2 separate regions of the Homo sapiens genome follow, and region 1 is linked to region 2. Evidence: chromatin contacts called from ENCODE Hi-C or POLR2A ChIA-PET data. All regions are on one chromosome and are shown on one strand. Each heading gives the region's core, a stretch centred on a gene start or an enhancer-like site at or near the end of the contact. The rest is flanking DNA. Distances are from core to core; before and after follow the strand shown. Region 1 overlaps PALLD (palladin, cytoskeletal associated protein). Region 2 overlaps PALLD (palladin, cytoskeletal associated protein).

Evidence for each region. Hi-C counts contacts between places; a loop is a spot of excess contacts on that map. ChIA-PET counts read pairs that join two places held with the same protein, here RNA polymerase II (POLR2A). Pooled maps may share reads with other maps.
Region 1: a map of esophagus muscularis mucosa shows a loop between it and region 2 (1.9-fold over the local background). The contact joins two enhancer-like sites. A Hi-C loop is called at or near these places in 6 of 168 maps with a recorded cell type or tissue (HCT116, HepG2, astrocyte of the cerebellum and 3 more), 1 of 37 single-sample maps with no recorded cell type and 1 of 50 pooled maps. POLR2A ChIA-PET finds 5 or more read pairs at or near these places in 1 of 52 experiments (CD4-positive, alpha-beta T cell).

What each region holds. Positions count from the first base shown.
Region 1 is chr4:168,783,898-168,791,626 of GRCh38, reverse strand. All of the region lies in intron 10 of PALLD (palladin, cytoskeletal associated protein), which reads right to left. Among named protein-coding and RNA genes, the nearest start is that of PALLD-AS1, 140 kb to the right of the region's middle. RefSeq lists an enhancer at 1,553-1,612. Within about 2 kb of position 6,371, at least 3 of the 41 ENCODE cell types and tissues checked have a DNase peak (open chromatin) inside an H3K27ac peak, as active enhancers do.
Region 2 is chr4:168,739,342-168,747,012 of GRCh38, reverse strand. All of the region lies in intron 10 of PALLD (palladin, cytoskeletal associated protein), which reads right to left. Among named protein-coding and RNA genes, the nearest start is that of PALLD-AS1, 95 kb to the right of the region's middle. Within about 2 kb of position 2,797, at least 3 of the 41 ENCODE cell types and tissues checked have a DNase peak (open chromatin) inside an H3K27ac peak, as active enhancers do.

The DNA of each region.
Region 1 (7,729 bases), core at 5,122-7,621, 41 kb before region 2:
CGTGTCAAGGGAGAGACCAGGTGGAGGTAATTGAATCATGGGGCCCGTTTCCCCCATGCTGTTCTTGTGATAGTGAGTTCTCACCAGATCTGATGGCTTTATAAGTGTGTGGTAGTTCCTCCTGCGCTTTTTTCTCCCTCCTGCTGCCTTGTGAAGAAGGTACTTGCTTCCCCTTTGCCTTCCACCATGATTGTAAGTTTCCTGAGGCCTCCCCAGCCATGCAGTACTGAGTCAATTAAACCTCTTTCCTTTATAAATTACCCAGTCCTGGGCAGTTCTTTATAGCAGTGTGAAAACAGAGTAATACAGGGTCCCAGAGGGGAAACTAGAGATTGACTTATGGTGGTGGTGGAATAAAAGAGGGATCATTTTGGAGAAAGGACTATTCTGCAGAGGGACATGTGATTAGGGCATTCCATGGGGCTTTGGCCAGGCAGAGGTCACTGTGCAGAGGAGAGAAAGGTACAAGTGGATTTAGGTCAGGGCTGCAAACACACTTCCTCCTGGGCCCTAGTGGGGAGTGGGTGTAGACTGCTTTGGGCATCATTCCTGTGGTCTTGGATGCCAGCTGTTGGTGTCAAATGATAGGTCTGATGCCTGTTATAACATAGGGATATGGAATAAGAATATACAAAGTCTATATGAAGACTATGGCAAAACTTTATTGAAGGGGTTAGAATTAATGGAGAGAGAGTCATTTTCATGGGTGGTAAGAGTCAGTGATCTAAAGATGTCAAATCTCCACAAAATCAAATTTTAATTTTAAATCAATCTCAAAATCACAATGGAATACTTTTCTGAAATTAACATATATATGCAAAAGTTTATCTGATAATAAACAGTAATAAAAGAGAGGAATACTCAGTGTGTGTGTATGCATGCTAGTATCTCTGCTAGCAGATGCTGACAGATTTTAAAGGTACAATAATTAAAACAGCATGACACTGGCTAAAGTGAAGACATAGAGGACAACAGCATAGAACAGAACATCAGAAAGAGCCATAAGCATGAATAATTTCGAGAATGATAAAGGTGCCATTTCAAATCAGTGAGAAAGCATAGATTGGTCAATGAACTGCAGGGAAAAATAAATTTCAATCTGTACCTCATGTTAGATGACAATATAAATTCCAGATGGTTTAAATTCTAACATTAAAAAAAAAAAGATGCCAGGCATGGTGGCTCAGGCCTGTAATCCCAGCACTTTGGGAGACTGAGGTGGGCAGATCATGAGGTCAGGAGTTTGAAACCAGCCTGGACAATATGGTGAAATCCCATCTCTACTAAAGGTACAAAAATTAGCCAGGCATGGTGGCACATGCCTGTAGTCCCAGGTACTGGGGAGGCTGAGGCAGGAGAATGGCTTGAACCCGGGAGGTGGTGGTTGCAGTGAGCTGAGATTACGCCATTGCATTCCAGCCTGGGTGACAGAGCAAGACTCTGCCTCAAGAAAAAAAAAAAAAAAAAAGAAACCACAAAATCTCAGTTTAGAGCAGAAGTAGGATTTGGAGACATTCACGTTGCCAGGCCTCCTGCTGCCCTACACAAAACCGGAGAGAGGCAGGCCAGAGAGGCAGGTCCAGAATTTTGCAAAATTCTGGTCTTACACTTAGGCAAAAGTCTTGTTTTTACACAACTTAAAAGGAAGATACCGTTTAAATTTGCATATTTCAAAAATTATGCCTTCTCAAGGACAGTGTTTTGATTTTTCACGGTGTTAAGTTAAAAATAAAAGAAAAATCCCCTACCAGATTAGATTATACTTTTTCCTTAAAGAGAGAGGAAATTGTCTGACTGCAGGGTAAGTACACTCTGCTAGTGAGTTAAATTATGATATATGAATACTTTAAACCTGAAATGAAAATACGAAAGTGTTTGTGTTCAAGTTATCAGCATTACTTCCTACTTTTTTTTTTTTTTTTTTGAGACGGAGTCTCGCTCTGTTGCCAGGCTGGAATGCAGTGGCACGATCTCGGCTCACTGCAACCTCTGCCTCCTGGTTCAAGCGATTCTCCTGCCTCAGCCTCCCAAGTAGCTGGGACTACAGGCACATGCCACCACGCCCAGCTAATTTTTGTATTTTTAGTAAAGATGGGGTTTCACCATCTTGGCCAGGATGGTCTCAATCTCTTGACCTTGTGATCCGCCTGCCTCGGCCTCCCAAAGTGCTGGGATTACAGGCGTGAGCCACTGCACCCGGCCCTAAATGTCTTTTCTATATACTGCATTAGAACCTAGGAAAATTATACACTTGCAAAAATTACAGAAGTAATAAATGTATTTTAAAACAAATCAAATACACTGGTTAACATTTTCTTCATATTTTTCCTCCTGCCCCAACTCTTCCCATTGCACAGTAGCATGCATTGATCTGAGCTCTCCTCTTAAAGATGGTATAATGTTCTAGTTAGAGCCAAAATTTACAGAAATGCTCACCAACACTAAAAGACATGAATGAGAGTGTCAAAAATGAAATTTTAACAAAAGAATCAAGATACGAAAGAGTATGTATGTCATGATTCCTCTTATATAAAGTTCCAAACCAGGAAAACTAAATTATATTGCTTTAGAAATGTACACATAGATCATACAATTATAAAGAAAAGAAATTTTATCACGAAAGTCAGGATTCTGGTTTACCTCTCAAGGTGCGGAGAGTTGCAAAAAGGAAGAAGTATATGAAGTTGGGGTGGCAAGGTTCTATTCTTTTGATCTGGGTGGTAGTATATGTATTAATCATGCTTTACTCATTCATTTATTGCCATTAATTTTAAAATAGATTTTTTAATTCATTTATTTTTAAATTCATTTATTGTCATTAATTTTAAAATTTTAGTTTTAAGAAGAGTTTTAGGTTCACAGCAATATGAGCTAAAGGTACAGAGATTCCCCATGTATTCCCCGTCCCTACCCATGCCCAGCATCCCCCATTACCAACATCTCTCACCAGAGTGGTACGCTGGCTAGAACTGATGACCCTCATGACACATGATTATCACCCAAAGTCCACAGTTTACACCAGCGTTCACTCTTGGTGTTGTACATTGTATGGATATTGACGAATGGATCGTGACAGGGATCCCCCATCACAGTACCACACAGAACGATTTCACTGCCCTAAAAATCCTCTGTGCTCTCCCTATTCATCTCCTGCTCCCCTCAACTCCTGGCAACCACTGATCCTTTTACTGACTCTATAGTTTTGCCTTTTCCAGAATGTCATATGGTTAGAATTATACAGCATGCAGCTTTTCCAGATTGGCTTCACATTAAAAATATATATATAATTTCTACTTGAAAATTAATGCTGCCTCTAAACACAAAGAAAGTAGAATAATAACCAGTCATTATGTATTTTCCTTTTCTACACATTTTTCTAAGGAAAGATCCAGTTCAAAGTACTTGTAAGGAACTTTGGAAAATTCCTGGGTTGTGATTTAGTACTTAGGTTGCTACTCAAATGCAAATTAGGAATGAGATCATTTCACCTTCTATCTATGGGAGTGAGCAATATTTCTTGTTAAAAATCACTGAGATTTTTGGAATCGCATGCTACACAGCAAAACCCAGTGGAACTTGACTACGTAACAAAGATGCCAGATTAGTTACAGTTTAACAACTTAACGCCAATGACCATGTTTACAGCGAAGTTATACAGACTTTTTTCCTGCTGTTGCAAACCTGAAATCTCATTTACAACCATTTCAAATTAATATTTAACCAAATTTATATAAACATACATAAGTGTGTAATGTTGGCCCTTTGATGCCTGCTCTCTCGAGCCGGTGCTGACAAATAATGAAATTCTGAAAAGCTTATTGCTTCGAGAGCTAGGAGCAAGAGCTTAGGGAAAGGAGGAATAAAAGAAAGTAGTTGACTATCAGCAAACTTCTGAATTCTTAAGCAATGAAGAGAAAAAATGTGAAAAGTGCCTTTTTATACACAAGTGTTCTCAGCAATTAGGTTTAGACCAGCATTGTCCAAGAGAACTTTCTGTGATGACATAAATGTCCTATATCTCTACTGTTCAGTATGACAGCCACTGGCCACATCTGGGTATTCAGCAATTGAAGTGTGGCTACAGTTATAGAGAAACTGAATTTTTACTTAAATTTAAATAGCCACATGTGGTTAGTGGCTACTGTGCTGACAGCACAGGTTTAGATAGTCTTACCAATGCAGTACCATCACCCTTCTAGAAAAAATGCTCAATTGTAAGAAAACTTCAATACTACTTCCAGATAAACCGCACTTATTATAAATCAAGATTGTAAGTAGTTTCCCTTGATCTCTTGTGCTCAGAGGAGGCACACACATAATATGACTGAAAAGAGAAAACTTGAACAATGAAAAATACTCTAATAATTTAATCTTAGGATTCCTGATTACCTGGCTGATGGGCAGGTTCTTAATAAATACTTGTGGAAAAAATAGGTAAATAAGTTCACGAATGAATTAGCAGACATCTTTCACTCCCTGACTTGGGAAAAGAAAACCTTCCTGGCAAGGTGTAAACATTTCTTTGAAATTTAGAGCCATTATCTCCCATGTTTTAAAAATGAGTTTCATGAATATACATAATAGCTGGACAGATGGATAGAAGGTAAGTTAGCTAGCTAGCTAGCTAGATGGATAGATAATAAGTTTGATATATAGACCTTGTTATAAGATTGTCAAGTGTTAACCTCCCATTGGGATGTTTCCATCTTGCTTTGGGACCCTATGAAGGTTGCAAACCACAGCTTTTCATGTTCTTATAACCCCCAAGTTGTTCTCAAATTTTGTATAACAATTTTAATTAATAACAGTGTTATAATTTTCTATCCAGTTTTTTTCTTTGTTGCTGACAGTATATGTGTGTGCATATAATATTCTGAAATTAAAATTCAATTGTACTTCATAGTATATTTACTGCTTTTTAAATGTTCCAATATTCATAAACATATATGTATTTTTTGAGACAGGGTCTCGCTCTGTTGCCCAAGCTAGAATGCAGTGGCTCAATCATGGCTCACTGCAGCCTCGACCTCCTGCACTCAAACTATCCTCCCACCTCAGCCTCCTGACCACAGGTGTGAACCACCATGCCTGGATAATTTTTTTAAAAAGTTATTTTGTAGAGACAGGGTTTTCCTGTGTTGTCCAGGCTGGTCTCAAACTCCTGGGCTCAAGCGATCTTCTGGCCTAGGCCTCTCAAAGTGCTAGGATTACAGGTATGGGCTACCATACCTGACAGGTAAACATATTTCTATGCCAATAAGTATACTTCTATGAAAATAGTATACTTCTTTTTTTTCTTTGAGACGGAGTCTCACTCTGTTGCCAGGCTGGAGTGCAGTGGTGCGATCTCGGCTCACTGCAACTTCTACCTCCCGGGTTCAAGCGATTCTCCTGCCTTAGCCTCCCAAATACCTGGGACTACAGGCACACACCACCACGCCCAGCTAATTTTTGTATTTTTAGTAGAGACGGGGTTTCACCATGTTGGCCAGGCTGGTCTCAATCTCTTGACCACATGATCCGCCCTCCTCGGCCTCTCAAAGTGTTGGGATTACAGGCATGAGCCACTGCGCCCGGCCGACAGTAGTATACTTCTATCATACTATTTGAATCATTTTTATTGGTCACACTGTATTCCATTGCCCAAAATATTAATGTGAATCACAAGCCTATCTCTCTCCCTCTATGCATTTTTCTGTGGCTTTCTGATGCTAATTCAGCAACTTTCTTCAAGTTGGGCTTAAAATGCTATATATATATATATATATATATATATATATCTCTACAGTTTATTAGAACTGACTCTGTCCCCTCTCCCTTTATTTTAAAGCCAGCTAGGCCTCCCTGTTATGTCACTGTCTTCCTTTGAGATGACTGGACTTTAAATTTGAGGCTGAAATTGTTAACTGGGTCTCCTCTCAACCAGTAACGGGGTAAGTACGCCAAACCCAGACAGCAGCTGTCAGATCTTCCCAAACCCAAGGTGGGGTTTGCAAATGAGGAAGGACAATTAAGCTTATATAGAACTTTCAGAAGACTGCAGAATTGCCCAGGAGTTACTGCTTCCCAGAATATGGGGAAACTCTGGATCAAAGGGTAAATGTTCAAATGTTTCACTATAGTTCCGAGTGCATTGTTTTGGTTTAACTCTGAAAGTCTTTGAGTTCATCAGCATGAAAAATGAATTTCCACTGGATTTATTCAGTAATCCAAATTTGTATTTGTAGAGAAGATAAGGGTTGGGTGATGCACAGCATGTTCTAGCCGAGTGAACTTGGAACCAGTAGAGGAGGCAGGAACAAGGACTGTGATTCACTTTCGGATGTCGAACAAACAGCGAAGCTCCTTAAACTCCGCATTCACACACATAGCTAGCATCCGAGAGCGCACAGTGCTCCCCTTGTTAAAATGGAATCCCACTGGCTAGCTAATTGATTCACAAGTCTGCTAACTAATTCCATACTAACAGCTTAAATTAAAAGTTAATGAAACACAGCCAGGGCCCCATTGTATTTCCCTTGTAACAACCCTTTCATTACAAAAAAAAAAAAAAAAAAAAAAAAAAAAAGCAAAAGGGAGAAAAAAGCTGGGGCTTCATTAAAAGGAAAATGTCTGGGACACCACCCTGGGCTGGAATGTACCCACAACCAGAAGCATTCCTCAGACCAGCCTCTTTGCCAAGTCTCACGGAAGCCACTGCTCCGACAGGAAAGAAATCCCCACAGGTATCCCATGACCAGACTGACCAGAGCTCATAAGGCGGCATTGTTTGTGGCTCTGCAGAGTCTGCTCAAGATGGGAAAATCTGTTCTCATGGACTACTGTGCACTTAACAACTTCACGCTCTTCCTGCTATGAAACTCACATTTGACTTACATTCCCAAGTAAGAGGAGGTAGAGAATCTCTGTATCCACTTTTCCGCCTACCCCAAACTTGGGTTGACAGCAGCAGTTTGTCTCTTCCAAATCAATGAAGGTGTGAGCAATGTTCAAGACTCAATGCCCTGCTCTTTCTCCCGCCCGCTTCCCTTGTCTCAACATGTTTGTGGTCTCTTCTGTGCTCATGGTTCCCAAGTGTCCATCTCTAGCCCCAACTCAAGCCGCCCTCTGCCTTCAGGCTGTCTCCACTTGGGCACCAGTACCTCCAATACAACATGTGCAAAAGCATTCCTCAGCTTTTCCCACAAAATAATTCTCCCACGTGGCTTCCTCACTCCTGCAGTGGCACTGTGTGCTGGAACTGGAGTTACCTTTCTCTTTTCTTTTCTTTTCTTTCTCTCTCTCTCTCTTTTTTTTTTCAGGGTCTTGCTCTGTTTCCCAGGCTGAAGTGCAGTGGCACAATCACAGCTTACTGCAGCCTTGAATTCCTGGGCTCAAGCAATCCTCCTGCCTCATTCTCCCAAGCGGCTGGGACCACTTTTACATTTTTTCTCTTCATTGGTTAAGAATTCAGATGTCTGTTGGTAGCCAACTACCTCCTCTTATTCCTCCTTTCCCTAAGCTCTTGCTCCTAGCTCTCAGACCAAAATTTTTTTTAATATTCTGTAGAGATGGGGTCTCATTATTGTTGGCCAGGCTGGTCTCGAACTCCTGGCCTCAAGTTATCCTCCTGCCTTGGCCTCTCAGAGTGCTAGGATTATAGACGTGAACCACAGTGCCTGGCCTCAGGAGTTACCTTTTACATTCCTCACTTACTGATCACTCATTTGGGATCAGGGGACAATTATGA
Region 2 (7,671 bases), core at 1,548-4,047:
TATTTTAGCTCTGGTACTTTATCGCTGTCTTTCAGGAATAAATTTCTCTGGACACATCTCCAACCTATGCATGGTTATCTGATCATGCAGTTTTCTCACTTGGAAAAATGTCAAGTACCTTTTCTTAGATCATACTCCTATGTGATTTTCATTAATGTCTTCTCAGTCATTCAACTATTGTCTCAACCCCTTTTGATAACTTCCCTCTTCTAAGCAGGATCTTTACAACTTTAAATATTTCCAAGTTATTATCATTTATATCTCTTGGTCCCTTGATGTATCAACTTGTTTCTTATGTTTCTAGTTCTGGGAATGAATGTCTAGGCATTTAAAAATAATAACTTTCACAAGAACCATGGTTCATAATTTTTTCCGCCCAGGGAAGAAAATTGGTACAGTACTCGTAAGTTAACCAGAATGGAGAACGGGCTTGTTATTCACTCAAACATTTGTTCAAATGTACAATGCACTAAGGACTGTGCTAGCTCCAGAGACACAGGGATGAATACGACAGTCCTTTTGCTTAAGGACTCATATTCTGTGTCACACGGGTTTTCTGTCTCAGGTGTTACTACCAGCACTAAGGTTTGAAGTCCCTCCTCTTTTTTTTTTTTTTTTTTTTTTTTTTTTTTGAGACGGGTTCTCGCTCTGTCGCCCAGGCTGGAGTGCAGTGGCGCAATCTCAGCTCAGTGCCAGCTCCGCCTCCCGGGTTCACGCCATTCTCCTGCCTCAGCCTCCTGAGTAGCTGTCAAGTCCCTCCTCTTGATGAGGAAAAGAGCTGAATTAGGGTAAGCTGATTATCCAAGCAGGCTTTATAGAATTCACATATCTATATTTTATGTTTAAGTGGGGGAGGGAAAAAAGGAAATGATGTTGAACTAGAGATTCTGATTCAAGGTTGTGAAAGACGAGAAAAGGTGGTAAGAACAGGGACATTGTATAGGCCAGAATAAGGTGGAGCTCAAATCTGATTTTATTTTGGACACATGATTTCCCGACCTTTGTGTAGTCTGATGTAGCAAAACTTAATGAATAAATTTGAGGGGTCAGACTCAACATTCTTGAGTACATGTAGCAGATGCATTTAAAGCACATTCAGAAAATAATTTTTATTTTAAAATTGGAAAAGTTTTATCCATCCCTCCTCTTTTCTCCTGCATATAGTCCTCAAGCACCCAAAGCTCACCCATTAGTTTGGATCATTTAGATCACATGCAAACTAGCGCAGGTAGTTTTTCCACCAAAATGGTCACTTAGAATTCTTTAAGAAGAATATACTTAATTTTAGGAGTTTACTATGTCTATACTGGAATGGGAAAGTAATGAAAATAATAAATAGAAGAGAACTCTTAACACATACTTCCTAACACACTAGAATGTGTTGTAAAATGAAAATACCATTAAACTCTAATGGGATTGCAACCATACATAAACAAAATCCAAAATAAATTTAAGTTACCTATATTACCTTGATGTACAACATGCTCTTTTAAAGTGTTACATCCCTAACTATTCCAGTTGAAGAAGGAAAAAAAAAAGTGTTACATCCCCTTTTTAAGAGAATGAATCATTATTTGCCCCCCCCTCCCATCTCACAGACTCTAACTAATGATGTCACCACAGTCTGTACTTAAACTAATATAGATTGGGGTACCCAATGAAGTATTAACGACATATGAAGGTGATTCAAAGGGCTGTTGTAAGAGGAATGCTGAGCTAGGAGGCTTGGGTCCTAGGCTCCAGCTTTGATGATCATGATAATGATGACGAAGATGAATAGTTGCTACTAATTTTTAGGTACTTACTGAGTGCCATGCATTAGGCTATGTGCCTTACATGAATTTTCTCTAATGTAATCCTCTTAACAGTCCTATGGTGCTATTATTACTTTTGTTTTATCAATAAAGCTAAAGCTTAAAGAGTCTAAGTGACTTATTCAAGGTCATAGCTGAACTAAAGAGGTAGAGTCAGGATTCCAGCTGATGCCTGACCCCAAAGCCTATACAGATGCTCCTTGACTTAGAGTGGGGTTATGGCCCAATAAACTCATCGTAAGTTGAAAATATCATAAGTTGAGAATGCATTTAATACGCCTAACCTACCGAACATCATAGCTCAGCCTACCTTTAATGTGCTCTGAACACTTCTATTAGCCTACAGTTGGACAAACTCATCCAACACAAAGCATACTTTATAATAAAGTGTTGAATATCTCATGTAATTTATTAAATCCTGTACTGAACATGACAAACAGAATGGTTATACTTGAAATACAGTTTCTACTAAATACGTATCACTTTCACTCCATCATAAAGTTGAAACTTCATAAGTTGAATCATTGTAAATTGGGAACTGTCTGAATTGTCCTCTTTGCCACCACTAGACTGTGTCTTCTGAATCACTTAATGCCTCTTGTCCTCCTAAAATAACAGAGGGGTTGGACCAGGTGACCCCTGAGGTTCCCTTTGGCTTTAAATTTTAGAAACCCTTTGATGCCCTGTTGGAAGACCATGAGTTCTGTTTTTCCAGACACCTTGTCTTGGCTCTGTTTTGTTCTGCTCTATAGCCTAGAGACACAGAGAGTAAGTCTGTGACCTCGAGGCTGTGGAGGATGTGCAGGCACCCTGTAGATTGACCATGGTACAGAGAAGAAAGAACTGGCCCAACAGAGATACTTTAGTCTCACTGATCTATATTCCTAAGCAAGCTGACTCAATACAAACAGAAGCAGAGAACAAAGGGGGCCCCCAAGGAGTCATCTGTTAGCAGCACTCTCTTCCTGGACACGCACGATTCTCACACTTTATACACCACACTCACCCCAGAGGTTAGGCTCTCTCCTCGGTTATTTGGAGAGGGAAATATCCTATGACTGAAGTGACTGCCCCAGAGTGTTGTCCTCTGGGCTGAGAGCTTTCATGAGGACAGGACTTTACTGGCTTCTAGCATCTGTTTGCTCTCCCCCGACCCCTTTTCCAGGGAAGGCAAAGGCAGAGAACTCTGTGGAGCTTTCAGACTTAGATTTTTTTCTGGGATTCCCCTCTATCTATAGCAAAGATTTCTCAGACAGTGGAAGCAAATTCCCATCTGTTAAAATTTGGAAATTTCCAAATCCCCCTTATTTATCTTGTGCTTGTTTTGGAAAATCTGGGAGATGTCCACAGATAGATACATGGCGGTCTCCTGAAGGATGTTTTTAAAAGATTGCAAAACTGAATCACAGTGAAAGTCAAACTGCAAGCAAGCTCTTATTTTTCGGCTCCATGCCAGACCTGACCAAACAAAGCAAGCAGAAAATAAACAAGGACATCAAGTTAAAAGACCCAGTCATCAACCTCATTCAAACTGTTATCCATAACAGAGACCAGGGTGAGCATCGCCAACCAAAGTTCTAAGTTTAACTTTAAGCTACTTACAGACCTAAAATCATGGTACTGCTCACTTAGTAGGAATTGAACAAACCCATCAAATCTTACATTATAAGTTGGAATTTTGAAAAAAGGAGTGCCTTTTCATAGAACTGCCTAGTGATAGGACAGGAAACATCATCATTAATGTCTTTTATCCAAATCTGTAGTGTCCCCATTAAAAAAAAAATCTCGAAAGTAATTGAACCATATTAAGTTTCTGTCTTAGACACTGTGCTAGTTGCTGGGGATTAAACCATGATTGAGATCTTCATAGATATCATGTTCCTTCAGAATATGATAGCCGCGTGGTGTAATCAAGCATCCAGATGGATGTCACTCAGTGTGACAATGAATTCAATCCACCCATTAAACAAAGAAATATTTATTGAGTGTAGATTATGTGCCAAACACCAGGGCAGGGGCTGGGGCAAGGTAAAGAATAAGATATAACACAATCTCTGGTGTCAGAGAACCCTGAGAGAGTAATTGCGTGAGAGTTATCACGCAGTAGAAATTTCTACTGCTGGGGAGGACACAGAAGGCAATCTATTCTAGTCTATAGCTCCTGGAAGGCAGAGAATGGCGTTTAAACTAAAAGATGGTAGGAGGTGGTCGGGCAAATGGAGATTACAGAAGAGAATAGCAGGAGGAAGGCCAGGAATCCAGATGACCTGAATCACTGAAAATCAAAAGGAGGGAGTGAGATTGTCAAGGCATTCTTTGTAGTCTGAAGGAAATCCAACTACATTCAATAAATTACTAGAATTCTTTCCTTATTTAGTGCTAAACAGAAAATATACAACTGTCAATCAGAGCTTATGATTAACATATGTAGGGTTAACATAGTGAATATGATTGCCACTAGATGCAAATACACCCATCATTTCAGTTGAACTGTGAAACGAACTAGATCTTTTGAAATACTGAAAACTACTAAAAAATTCTGATTATTGATTTTCTTTCACCATAGTTGGGAAACACTGTTCTAATAACTTAGTATCTGGAGCAAAAGAACTCCTGAGTCCGGTATGTTCATGGAACAGAAACTGTTCAGGTCCTCAAAGCACCAGGCATTTGACCTTCTAGCCAAATGAAGTACTTCTATGAAAATGAAAGAACATCTTAATACTATCATAACACTTTAAACAAACCTGGCTTTAAAACACACAGTCTTCTCCTCTCAGTGACTTATTTCAAATGTACTTATTCCTTCCCTGGGATAAATTTGGCCTCTGTATCAACCCAGAGGTCAGAGAGCTAAGAACACCTCCCCTTTGAGGGATAAGCAAAAGCAGGAGCTGAGAGAGTAGACACAGCATAGGTCAGATAAAAAAGATGGATTTGTTCATGATGCACTGGGTATGGAACTCAAGAAGGACGGAGAGATGGACAACACTTGCCAGTGATGCAGAGAAGCCACGACCTCTACATTAAAATCCATAAAGCCCTCTAAGTAGAAAAATCCAGTTGAGCACCATCCATATGGCTTCCTCAGAAACACTCAGAATAGCAAAGCTCCCTAGATGCTGGGCAGCAAGAGCACAGGTGGTGGATCTGCCAGCTTTTGCCCGCACTGGAAAGTCAGAAACAAGTGGGCTTTCTCTAGTGAAGCTGGGACATGTCAAAATGCAGCCACTTCCCCTTTTGTCCTGGTCACAGGGCACTGGGCTTTGGCGTGCTCTGACAAATCGAAAAATAAAGTCAGCTGTCAATGAAGACTGGTTCCTTCGCTCTCCCACCTCTCCAAAATGTTTCTGTTTATTCTCCAAGATTTGTCCAATAGGAGCTTTCCAGGACCACTGAGCCTCATCAGAAGAGGCACTCATGTTCTAGGTCTTTGCAGGATGAATTGCTCTTTTTATTTTCCTCTTTCTCTCTCTCTCTCTCCAACCATTCTTTTTTGTTTGTTTTTTGTTTTTGAGATAGGATTGTACTCTGTCGTCTAGGCTGGAGCGCAGTGACACAATCATAGCTCACTGCAGCCTTGAATTCCTGGACTCAAGTGATCCTCCACCTCACTGTCCCGAGTAGCTGGGACTACAGGCATGAGCCACCATGCCGGCTACTTTTATTTTTTTTTAAAGAGCCATGGTCTTGACGTCTTGCTATGCTGCTCAGGCTGGTCTCAAACTCCTTGGCCTCAGGCAATCCTCCTACCTCTGCCTCCCAAAAGTGCTGGGATTATAGGCGTGAGCCACCACGCCCAGCCTTGACAACTATTCTTATCAAAAAGATCACACACACACACACACACAAAAAAAACAAATATAAGGAAGGAATGTTTTTTAGAACTTGGATTTCCTCACTAGCTCAGGAGCCAGTGACCTCATATTATAGCGATGAAGACAAATAAGAATAGTTTCTGAATTGTCACTATTCTCTGTAATTTCTTCCATTTTTGGTGTCCTTGAAACATGACAGCAGTACCAACTGGATAAGAGTGATCCGCCATCCAGAGTTTGATTTAGTTTTATGGAAATGAGCCATATATAGGGATAGATCATGAAGCCAATGGGAAACATTTAAAACTTGAGATGAAGTTAATCAAGCCCGTATTACACTTAACAGTCTTCTCTATTAAATAAACTTCTCTTCCTTCAAGATACTATTTTGAACAAATAAGATTTCTGCAATTCTGCAAGACTGAAGTTAATTAAACAGCATAGCAAAATGGAAAACAGATGTCACAGAACATTTTCAAAGGATTTTAATGACATTCAGCCTATTTTCTTAGACTCGTTTGCAGTTGCTATCGTACCCTGCACTTAAGTAAGTTCCTGAGTTGTTGGAATGGGAGGATTTATATCCATTTCATATAACTGGCAGTAGAAAATCTATTCAAAGAGAAGTACAGTTGTGGTAATCTTGCAGAGTTTTTTTGCTCCATAACCTGACTGGCTCTTTTGGCTTAAACTCTTGAACTCTTTTAAATTAATGTTTTCCATCTTTCAAAAGAACTTTCCATCTTTCAAAAGAACTTTCCATACCACCAACTCTGATTCTAATTTTTAATGGTTCTTTCTGGTAGTCTCAGGCTTAATTATTCTGAAAGCGCCTGCAAGATTGACTAAGAAACTTAGTATCTGTCAATTCCAGCTCAGAAAAAAAACCACAGCATGAGGAAATTTTGGGAGATGAAACTCCTTGTTAATTCAAGTATAGGCATCCACAGTTAGATTTTTAATGTAGTTTTTCATACATTGAGGAATATTATATTCAAAATTCAAAACTGCAAAGGTCTCTTTAAAGTATCAAAATTTCAGATGACACTGAAGAGAAGAAGTAAGTTTACTTTCTCAAAAAGTGCATTCAGAAGGAAAATGTAGAGTGACCAAACAGGGATTATAGAGAATCTTGTGACTACTTTTCTTCTTTTGTAACTCATCCTTTAAAGCATCTTTTAAGATGTTTCCCAGTGCTTGAAACCATGTGATGATTACTGACATATGTCCCAAGAAGCATTACAAAATTTACAAGTTTTTTTTTTATACAGGAAGCTCAACTACCTATTAAAAATGGCATGTGTCATTTTTTTTCCAGTTTCAACTAACATGGGAATTAAGAGGAAGCAATGAATTATCATGCTGCCTGTTGTTTATATAAGCATCCCGTGCAACTTTCAAACCAGGGGCTGTTTTAAGCTGAAACAATGGTATCTTTCAAATCAGAGAAGAGATGACATAAATACATGCTACGAGTGTGAAACAAAGGGACAAGAATTCTAATTAGAGCAGCAATAAAGTAAACCTGAAACAAAAATTCACGCAGTAAATAGGTACCCTTATCTTGGGCAATGGCTTGTTTCTGGTGCTGCCTTTATGACGTGTGTGATGGAGAGGACTGCAACTTCTATATTATCAACAACATGGGCTTTTTTCTTGTCTGGACTTTTAAAAAGTTGATGCAAGTGTTTGTACATATTAATGGGGGATATGTGATATTTTGTCACATGCATAGAATGTGTAAGGATCAAGTCTGGGTATTTAGAGTATTCATCAGCTCAAGTATTTATCATTTCTGTGTTGGGAACATTTCAAATCCTGTCTACTAGCTATTCTGAAATATACAACAACTTTCTGTTAACTATGGTCACCCTATTCTGCTAACGAACATTAGAACTTATTTTTTCTAACTGATGTTTTCACCTATTGACCAAGCTCTCTTTATCTTCCTCCAAAAACCCTTCCCAGCCTCTAAGAAAAGGGAACTTATATATTGTTGGTGGGAATGTAAGTTAGTATAGCCACTATGGAAAACAGTA